Regions from separate parts of the Homo sapiens genome. Here region 2 is linked to region 1. Evidence: chromatin loops called from intact Hi-C (ENCODE). Cell type or tissue: PC-3. All regions are shown on one strand. Each heading gives the region's core, and the rest is flanking DNA. Links, peaks and the distances in the headings are about the cores only.

The links. A loop is a pair of places that touch in the nucleus more often than their neighbours do. Peaks named below come from ENCODE experiments on the same cell type or tissue, not always from the same donor. Only the 100,000 strongest peaks of a DNase experiment are listed, where the experiment ranks them.
Region 2: it touches region 1 in a loop (2.0-fold over the local background); 1 of 110 quality-filtered maps calls a loop at or near these places.

What each region holds. Positions count from the first base shown.
Region 1 is chr1:200,169,609-200,174,992 of GRCh38, forward strand. NR5A2 (nuclear receptor subfamily 5 group A member 2) reads left to right here. Exons shown (of 8, transcript NM_205860.3): 8 at 4,355-5,384. The coding sequence ends at 4,602. Among named protein-coding and RNA genes, the nearest start is that of NR5A2, 140 kb to the left of the region's middle. In PC-3, for the core only: no CTCF peak of the experiment used is centred there; a DNase peak (open chromatin) is centred at 2,913; H3K4me3 peaks cover 860 bases; H3K27ac peaks cover 984 bases.
Region 2 is chr1:199,972,254-199,977,637 of GRCh38, forward strand. No RefSeq gene overlaps it. Among named protein-coding and RNA genes, the nearest start is that of NR5A2, 53 kb to the right of the region's middle. In PC-3, for the core only: no CTCF peak of the experiment used is centred there; no DNase peak of the experiment used is centred there; H3K27me3 peaks cover 703 bases.

The DNA.
Region 1 (5,384 bases), core at 223-5,222:
CTGTGAGCTTATCGTAATGCTGCTTCATATAAAAAGTTGGTAATTAGTCCCTGAGTGAATAAAGTAGAATAGATGATAACAGATTGATACTAAGAGAAGCACAAAATGCTCTCGCCAGTCATCAAAATTTAAAGGCTATAGAGAAAGGGTTGGGGATGCCTCTGTCTGTTTACATACTATTTCCAACTCAGAATTTGTAATGATAGGGTTTATTAACTGGTGTTTTTAAATTGTATGAAAATGAAGCTTATATAAATTTCAAAGGAACGCACAGAGTGCCAAATGCAGGAGCCTTTGCAATCCAGCCTAAAATGCCACAGAAGAACTGGTGGAAATTTTTATCTCATATCCATCTCTTTTCCTCCAGCTGGGGGTCTTTTGCTAAAATCCAGATGTGGGACAATGCTATTTAATATGAGAACCAAACAGCAAATTTCAAAAACATGTATTTCTGGGAACTCCAGAACATGTAATCATTTGTCTAGATTTTGGTTTTTTTAATATAATTTAATATCAATTCACTTGTATATTTCTGTTGTTAGAGACTCCTGCTATAGATGAGTTCAGACTCCCAAGTTGCCAGCTACTATCCATTACTTAATATGGAATAGGACTTGATTTTTATTGGAGGGACATTCCAGAGAAAATGGAAATCAGGACGATTTCAGTGTTTACATTTGGGCCATAGCTTTGCATTAAACATGCTTTCCCTTTCCATCCCCAAGTTCTGAGAATTTAAATTTCTATTTATATGGGATTCATGTTTTAATTTTCATGAAAAAGTATGCATTTTCATCAAAACTAATTCCATGAGTACCGAGGAAACACACTTAAGTTTCTAAACTCTTCCTAAAAAGTAAATACAAGTGAACCACATAAATGAGTGAAAATTCCAGGTCTTCTGGGAGGTGTTATCATTTGTATTTTGGCACTTAATCTCTTCCATTGCTTTTAGGTCCTTGTGAACTATCTGTGAACTACCTCAATTACAGTGGAAAATCCAGGGTCTACCTGTCTGTCAGGTCCAGTCCGCAGCATCCCAGGGACTGATTCCAGTCCAAATGAGAACATAAGCACGTTTCCCTTAACACAAAACTGACCAGTGAAAATCCTCATTTGCAAAACATGTAAATTAGAACTTGATTATTCAGATCACAAAAGGATTCATCACAGGACTTTTTGAATAGAAAAGACTATTACATGTAAAGTACAGTATTTTATTTCAGGGAGAGATCCATTACATATATGCCAAATTTTTGAAAATCAGTTTCTAGTTAGAAAAAGGAAGGAAATTGGCTTGTGAAATAATTTAACAGGTCAAATTCACAATTGTATCAATCTTGGACAAATGCACCAATAATGTGAAGCAAGGAGTTACCGGTGTATTCCCTGGGGATGGCTGAACTAAAGCATATCCCTTATCCCCAGGAGCTTACGGTCTGCATAGGGAAACAGACAGTTAAATAGACAGAAGCCAGCATCAAGGCAGGCAGCAGAGCAATGATCCTGGAATGGCATGGTCAGTAAATGAGAGGAATTCACTCAGAACTTCTTCAGGATCATTGCCATGTGTATAGATGTAGAAACAAAATAGACATTCGGCAAGTAAGAATCTTTGGGACAATTAGCAGCATATGTTTTATTATTTCATGATAACATTCATCAAAATAGCTTAATGGGATAATTAACTCAGGCATGTGGATTCAATTCTGATCAGCTTTAGCAAAAAATAGTATATTTAGCCAAAATATGAGACACCTATATATTTTCCTGCCAGAAGGAAAATTGCACATATTTCCCAAGTTTTGGGGGAAAAGGGTGTCAGTTTGGACCAGTATTCATAGAAATTAACCATCGAGGCTGGACGCAGTAGCTCACGCCTGTAATCCCAGCACTTTGGGAGGCCAAGGTGGGTGGATCACTGGAAGTCAGGAATTTGAGACCACCCTAGTCAACATGGTGAAACCCCATCTCTACTAAAAATATAAAAATTAGCTGGGTGTGGTGACACAAGTCTGTAACCCCAGCTACTCAGGTGGCTGAGGCAGGAGGATTGCTTGAACTCAGGAGGTGGAGGTTGCAGTGAGCCGAGATCGCACCACTGCACTACAGCCTGGCAACAGAGCAAGACTCTGTCTCAAAATAAAAAAAAGAAAGAAGTTAACCATTGAATGCTGAGCTGAAGACTCTAAATTATCATTCTATAATAGTAAGTGGATAAACCAAAACTTATGATCTAGCCTTTGTTTTATGTTTGTTGGTAGTTTTCTTTCTTTTTGTTTTTCCTTAACAGAGCAGCATAGTTTATCACAGAATGTTAAAACTGGTTCTCAAAAAAATACAATTATCAAAAAAGGAAAGTTTCAAACAACTTTCTAAAAAGGGTATTCTTCATTTTTCTTACATTTTACATTCATTCTATGCAAATTTCTACATCCTCTCTATTAATCTCTGACTGTTACTAGCTTTGCTTGCTGGTGAGAGTATTTTTCACTGTAGCGTAAAATAATACTGCATTTCAAATTTTTAATAGTCATGTTTTAATCACTATAATGCAAAACAAATGTAGATTTTTCTATCATGTACCAAGGTAGGACATATTGAAGGTATTTCTGATTGTTTATATTTTGCAATTTTGAACCAAGTATGACTCTGGATACATAGCCATACTTATAAATATTTTTAAGTAACTTAAAATCATTTTTAAAATATATTAAATAAGACAGGTGGAATATGCTTTACTAACTGTAAAGTGCCGCATGGGTAAAATGTCCAGAGCACACCAATGTGGTTGCCAATTTAAATGCCACCGGAAGACTCAGAGCTCCTTATTGTGTAGTATTTATGTTTGTACAACTCATCAATGAATAATCAACTATGTTTGAGTCTGCCATCTCACTTTGAAAGAGATATGGTACCAACTCACTACATAACTATTTCAGTACTAATTCCTCACTGTTTTTAATTTGGGTCAGAGACTTGGGGATGGAAAGGGGAAGCATGTTTAATGCAAAGCTATGGCCCAAATGTAAACACTGAAATCGTCCTGAACACACTTCAACAGCGAATGTATGACAGCCCAGTGTAAAGCCATTTAGAAATAACAAGATGGACATGTACACATATGTAGGTTAAGTTCAACAGTATATAATGCCCAAAACAGTATATAGTGGGTATGAATTACTTGAACCGAGTTTAGTATCTTTATCCTTTTAGTCATAGTACTGTGTGGTTTTCTCCATATTCTCTTTCTTATTTATTTTTGTCCAATTAGAAAATAAAGCAGGGCAGGGTGGCTGCATCTGTTTACTTTCTGAGCATGGGTGTATGTAAACACACACACGTATCTGTCTATTTTTTCCAGAGGCTTCTATGTACACATCATATAAAAGTCATACTGTTAACATAAATCAACCCCAGAAGAGAAATTCCAGCATACCGTTTTCCCTTGCCTATTGTCTGTGTGTGTGTTTGTATGTCAGTCTGTCTTTTTTTATTCTGGCTTTCTCTCTTATTCAGTATTTATAAGGACCTTTAGGGCAGATGTCTAAAAACAACTGCATAGTCATCAGGAGTTAGGCGGAATGAAATGCCTTTGCTCATCTTCTCTACATGAGTGACCAGAAGAAAAAAAAGAAACACAGAGTATCAGACTTTAGAAACTACATGCAGGTTAAAGGGCACTGACCATCCTGGCTTGTGTTCTGCCTAAAGGACAAGGCTCTCATTTGATAAAGATCATTAGTCACCAAGATATATATTTTAGAGAGTTCCCAGTAGCGAATATTCTGTTGGCAGTCACTGGAGTGTACCAGATGGTTCATTAGCATAGGCTAGACAAGTCAAAGACTTTCAGAATCATTTAGAAAATGTCAAACAGAAACAAGAATCCTGTCACTTTTTATTAGAATTAACTACATCATACCCTGGACACAGATTTCACCTTGGGTCAGAAAAATTAATACAGAATTATATGAATTGTGTAATATACTGGGTTAAGATAGGTCTTTCTCCAGGGACTCATTTGCTGGCAATATATTAAGATCCCTCTACTTTAGGAATCCTCAATCCTTTCCTTTTGTAAGATATGAAAAGAGTTGACCTTGCTCAAAATCCACTGGTGTCTAATTGATTTGAGGTATATGCAGAATTTCAACAAGACATTCTTCTAAAGCTCTTTTGTGATCCTTTTCCCAGGAAGTTTGGTGAGTGGGGTTTACTGAATATTCAGCAGCATGTAAAGTATGTTTATGTCAAAAGGAAAATACATCCATTAATTGAACACATTGCTTTAGTAAACAGGAATTGAAATGCTATTGAAATGTTGCTTTTTTTTTTTTTTTTTTTAATGCAGATGTCAAAAACCTTGAAAACTTCCAGCTGGTAGAAGGTGTCCAGGAACAAGTCAATGCCGCCCTGCTGGACTACACAATGTGTAACTACCCGCAGCAGACAGAGAAATTTGGACAGCTACTTCTTCGACTACCCGAAATCCGGGCCATCAGTATGCAGGCTGAAGAATACCTCTACTACAAGCACCTGAACGGGGATGTGCCCTATAATAACCTTCTCATTGAAATGTTGCATGCCAAAAGAGCATAAGTTACAACCCCTAGGAGCTCTGCTTTCAAAACAAAAAGAGATTGGGGGAGTGGGGAGGGGGAAGAAGAACAGGAAGAAAAAAAGTACTCTGAACTGCTCCAAGTAACGCTAATTAAAAACTTGCTTTAAAGATATTGAATTTAAAAAGGCATAATAATCAAATACTTAATAGCAAATAAATGATGTATCAGGGTATTTGTATTGCAAACTGTGAATCAAAGGCTTCACAGCCCCAGAGGATTCCATATAAAAGACATTGTAATGGAGTGGATTGAACTCACAGATGGATACCAACACGGTCAGAAGAAAAACGGACAGAACGGTTCTTGTATATTTAAACTGATCTCCACTATGAAGAAATTTAGGAACTAATCTTATTAATTAGGCTTATACAGCGGGGGATTTGAGCTTACAGGATTCCTCCATGGTAAAGCTGAACTGAAACAATTCTCAAGAATGCATCAGCTGTACCTACAATAGCCCCTCCCTCTTCCTTTGAAGGCCCCAGCACCTCTGCCCTGTGGTCACCGAATCTGTACTAAGGACCTGTGTTCAGCCACACCCAGTGGTAGCTCCACCAAATCATGAACAGCCTAATTTTGAGTGTCTGTGTCTTAGACCTGCAAACAGCTAATAGGAAATTCTATTAATATGTTAGCTTGCCATTTTAAATATGTTCTGAGGGTTGTTTTGTCTCGTGTTCATGATGTTAAGAAAATGCAGGCAGTATCCCTCATCTTATGTAAGTGTTAATTAATATTAAGGGAAATGACTACAAACTT
Region 2 (5,384 bases), core at 326-5,325, 200 kb before region 1:
GGATCACCTGAGGTCAGAGTTCGAGACCAGCCTGGCCAACATGGTGAAACCCCATCTCTACTAAGAATACAAAAATTAGCTGGGTGTGGTGGTACACCCCTGTAATCCCAGATAGTTGGGAGGCTGAGGCAGGAGAATCGCTTGAACCTGGGAGGAGGAGGTTGCAGTGAGCTGAGATCACGCCACTGCTCTCCAGCCTGGATGACAGAGTGAGACCCCCATCTCAAAAAAAAAAAAAAAAATTGCAAAAACTGCAATTACTTTTGTACCAACCTAATAGAAAAGCTATAGTTGGCTGGGCACAGTGGCTCATGCCTATAATCCCAACACTTTGGGAGGCCAAGGCAGATGGATGGCCTGAGCTCAGGAGCTCAAGACCAGCCTGGGCAACATGGTGAAACCCTGTCTCTACCAAAAATACAAAAAAATTGATGGCACACACCTGTAATCCCAGCTATTTGGGAGGCGGGAGCATGAGAATCTCTTGAACCCAAGAGGCAGAGGTTGCAGTGAGCCAAGATTGCCCCACTGCACTCCAGTTTGAGCAACAGAGCAACTCTGTCTCAAAAAAAAGAAAGAATTAGCCAGGCATGGTCACACCTGTAGTCCCAATTACTGGGGAGGTTGAAGTGGGAGGATCGCTCGAGCCTGGGAGATGGAGGTTGCAGTGAGCTGACATTGTGCCACCGCACTCCATACTGGATGACAGAGTGAGACTCTGTCTCAGAAAAAAAAAGAAAGAAAGAAAGAAAGAAATGCGCCAGGCACAGTGGCTCACACCTGTAATCCCAGCACTTTAGGAGGCCGAGGCAGGCCGATCACAAGGTCAGGAGTTCGAGACCAAGCTGGCCAACATGGTGAAACCCCATCTCTACCAAAAATACAAAAATTAGCTGGGTATGGTGGTATGCGCCTGTAATCCCAGCTACTCAGGAGACTTGAGGCAAGAGAATCACTTGAATCCGAGAGGGGGAAGTTGCAGTGAGCAGAGATCGCACTGCTGCACTCCAGCCTGGGCAACAGAGAGAGATATAAATGCTACAGTTGTTTCTTGTTTTGTTTCGTTTTGTTTTTGAAGTCAGGGTCTTGCTCTGTTACTGAGGCTGGAGTGCAGTGGTGTGATTATAGCTCACTGCAGCCTCAAACTCTGAGGCTCAAGCAATGCTCCCACCGCAGCCTCCCAAAGTACAGAATTACAGGCATGAGCCACAGTGCCCAGTAAAATGCTATAGAATGTTTGACAGTGACAGATGCTAAAGGACAAAACAGCATAGGGTAAGGAGGATTGGAAGTGTAGGGGAATGGGTTGCAAGTTTAAATAGGGTGGTAAGGGTAAGCCTCCTTGACAAGGTGCTATCTGAGCAAAGAGTTAAAGGAGGTGAAAGAGCAAATCTTGCAATCATCTAGGTAGGGAATAGCCAATGCAAAGGACCTGGAGCAGGAGGATGTCCAGCCAAAGAGCAGCCAAGGGGACAGTGGCTTGAATAAGAAAGATGGCAAGTACAAGATGAGATGAGAGAGTTAAAGGTAGGGTGAAGGAGAGGCAAAAATCAAGTAGGTCCCTGTAGATACAGACCACTGTGAAAGCCTTGGCTTTTACTAGGTGAAATGGGAGCCCCTGCTGAGCAGAAGAATGACATGTTCTGTCATATATAGAGATGTGGATATATAGATGTATATTTAAGAATCCATTCAGTTGTTTTCCTGATAATAAATTGGTAAGGAAAGGAGACCAGTTAGGCAACTATTATTTAAAATAAAAATTTTTAAAAAACAGATGGAAGATGATGGTAATATGTACCAGAGTTGATGGTAAGTACTCAGATTCCAGGTGTATTTGGAAGGTAGAGTCATCAGGATGTCCTGACAGATTAGTGTGAGTTATAAGGGGAAGAGAATGAGAAGGATGTCACCGACTGAAAGGATGAGGTTGGCATCAACCCAAGTAGAGAAGTCTGTGAGTGGACAGAATTGAGGTGGCGAGGAGTCGGTGGTCCTGAGATCAGTTTTGGGCATGTGAAGTGGGGGCTATTAGATATTCAAGTAGAGAAGCTGAGCAGGCATTTTGCAGTAGAGAAGCTAAGCAGGCATTTTGCAGTATACAGGAGAGTTCACATGGAACTTGTAAAAGTGGAGGGAAAGATGGAGGAAAAAATAAAATCGTGAATGTTATAGGATATGAGCAAAATGCTACCAGAGCTCAGAATAATAAATGAACTCTGCCAAGGAGGGATGAGGGAGCTTTAAGATCTTGAAGAATGTGCAGGATTCCTGAGTGAAGAAAGGAGAAAGGGCGTTCCTGAAAGAGGGAAGAGCCAGGAGTCAGGAAGGGGACAGGGAGAAGCTTCCATGGTTGAAGCCTCGACAAAGGAAGGCAGCAAGGGCCAGGGAGAAGACATGAGTGAAGATTTTAGCCAGATTATAAAGGGATAAACCAAGTTAAGGGAGGAAAAAAAATGTCAAAAAACTAACATGAAGATCTATGTTCCTGGTGCTCTGCTTTTTGCTTTATATGTCATTTAATTTTCATTGTCTATGATCATTTAAAATAACACTTCAGACCAGGCACTGTGGCTGACGCCTGTAATCCCAACCCTTTGGGAGGTTGAGGCAGGAGGATCAATTGAGCCCAGGAGTTTGAGGCCAGCCTGGGCAGCATAGAAAGACCCTGCCTCTTAAAAAAAAAAAAAATAGGCAGGCACCGTGGCACATACTTATAGTCCCAGCTACTCAGGAGGCTGAGGTGGGAGGATCACTTGAGCCCAGGAGCTCAAAGCTGCAGTAAGCCATGTTCATGCCACTGCACTCCGGCCTGGGCAAAAAGTAAGACCCTTCTCAAAAATAAATAGATAAAATAAAATAATGCTTCAGTTCTTCCTGATAAAAAACAATGAAAGAAAAAAATTAAAATAATGCTAAGGATTGACATTTCTAATGAAATCAAATATCCAAGAGGGCAAACAATATTATTCACTCCTGATTTGGTGAATTTTCACCCATAACTTAAATATAAGAACAAACATTCTTTACCACTCAGCTCATTTGTCCTTCTATAGTAAAAGTAGAAAAGAGGTTTTCTTGAAAGGAGATTAAAAAAAAAGAAAAGAAAAGAAAAAACATGGTTGCAGACGCCTGTAATCCCAGCTGCTTGGGGGCTGAGGCAGAGAATTGCTTGAACCCAGGAGGCGGAGGTTGCAGTGAGCCAAGATTGCGCCGCTGCACTGCAGCCTGGGCGACCGAGTGAGACTCCATCTCAAAAAACAAAAAAAAAAAAAAGAAAGAAAGAAAAAAAGGAGAAAAGCAGTCTATAGTAGGCCACCTCTGTGAGTCAGTCAGAATTCTCTCAGGGTTGTCTTTCTCAAAGGAGAAAATCACATAGAGGAGGAGTTAGAGGAAGGCTGTCTTTTAGATTTTTCTACCATTAATTTATTCAGCTGATGTTTATTTTATTGAGGGCCCTTTACTGCTAGGTATTATTGAAAGTATTCATTCAAATGCAAAGAAGAAAAAGTCTGCACGCATGAGGCAAATTTAATGTTCTTCAACACTATGAGTATGCAAAATGATCCATTCAAAGGCTGGAAATCCAAAGCCAGGCACGATGGTTTACGCCTGCAATCCCAACTACTCCTGAGGCTGAGACACAGGAATCTCTGGAACCCAGGAGGCAGAGGTTGCAGTGAGCCGAGGGAGACTCCATCTCAAAAAAAAAAAAAAAATTAACTTAAAAAATAAATAAATAAAACAAAGCCTAGAAATCTGAGCATTCCCAAGGGTTAGTTAGAAATAAGTGATCTGTTTTTTTAAAAAAATCTATTTTGTAGCCCGGCGCGGTGGCTCACGCCTGTAATCCCAGCACTTTGGGAGGCTGAAGTGGGTGGACCACGAGGTCAGGAGATCGAGACCATCCTGCCTAACATGATGAAACCCCGTCTCTACTAAAAATACAAAAAATTAGCCGGGCGTGGCGGCACGCGCCTGTAGTACCAGCTACTAGGGAGGCTGAGGCAGGAGAATCGCTTGAACCTGGGAGGCGGAGGTTGCAGTGAGCCAAGATCGCGCCACTGCACTCTAGCCTGGGAGACAGAGCGAGACTCCGTCTCAAATAATAATAATAATAATAATAATAATAATAAACATTAAAATTAAAAAATCTATTTTGTTTGTTCATTAGTCCCATTTAAAATTACCCAGTGCAGAATGTGAACCACCTAGTCAATTTGACTGCTTTCCTGAGCATCAACCTGTAAGAAATCAAGACAGAAGATAATTCTCATAAAAATTCCCTCCCTAGGGAACTCCCGGAAAGAAATTGTCAGAACATGAGTTTTCTAGTTAAAAGGAAACAATGTTGCAACTAACTCAAATCAATAAATGACTACCTCCATCATCCCTGTAGCCACGTGTGTGGAAATATGCTGGCAGCACAGCCAGTATTTGTGCTAACATTAGCACACTCAAGGAAAATCAAACTGTGCTCCTTAAGGCTGTCAGGCCCTCTTAAAAGCTTTCCCCTCCCACGATCTCTTAGATGAGACTGACATCTATGCAGAGTAATGGAAGAAGGCAAAGTCCTTTTTCATCTCCAAGGACTATGGCTAATAATGGCTACTCCCCAGATAATTGTATATAGTATCTGCCTAGATTAACAAACAGGAGATTGAGTAAAATCGAGGAAATCCAGTAGATGACACAGCCAACCTTTCCGGAATCAGGATCTTTTACATTTAGTGTTCCCTCTGCCTGAAACCCAGTTTTCCCCACATATTTACATAGCCAGCTGCTTCTCACTGAAGCTCCCTGGTGGGGCCTTCCCTGACCACTCCTTCTAAAGCAAGATCCACACGCCTGCCTTCCACAGTGATGTAACCACCCATCTGATAATAACCACACGCTTCTAAAAATCTTGATTCTTTCTTTTTGCTCTCTATCCCACTTGAATATAAATCCCACGAGAGCAAGCACCTAGTTTGTCTAGTTCCCTGCTGCAGGACCAGGTCTCAGACAGTGCCTGGCAGGAGGTGGGTGCCCAGTAAATATTTGTGATCTAATGAGCAAATGCAGGACCTGAGTAACCCGAGGCAGCGGGCCTACAGTGCCTGAAGTCTGAAGACCATTTCTCAATTGCTTCTTTTTTTTTTTTTTTTTTTGAGACGGAGTTTTGCTCTTGCTGCCCAGGCTGGAGTGCAATGGCGCAATCTCAGCTCACTGCAACCTCCACCTCCCGGGTTCAAGCGATTCTCCTGCCTCAACCTCTCAAAGAGCTGGAATTACAGGTGCCCACAACCACACCTGGCTAATTTTTTTGTATCTTTAGTAGAGACGGGGCTTCACCATGTTGGCCAGGCTGATCTCAAACTCCTGCCTCAGCCTTCCAAAGTGCT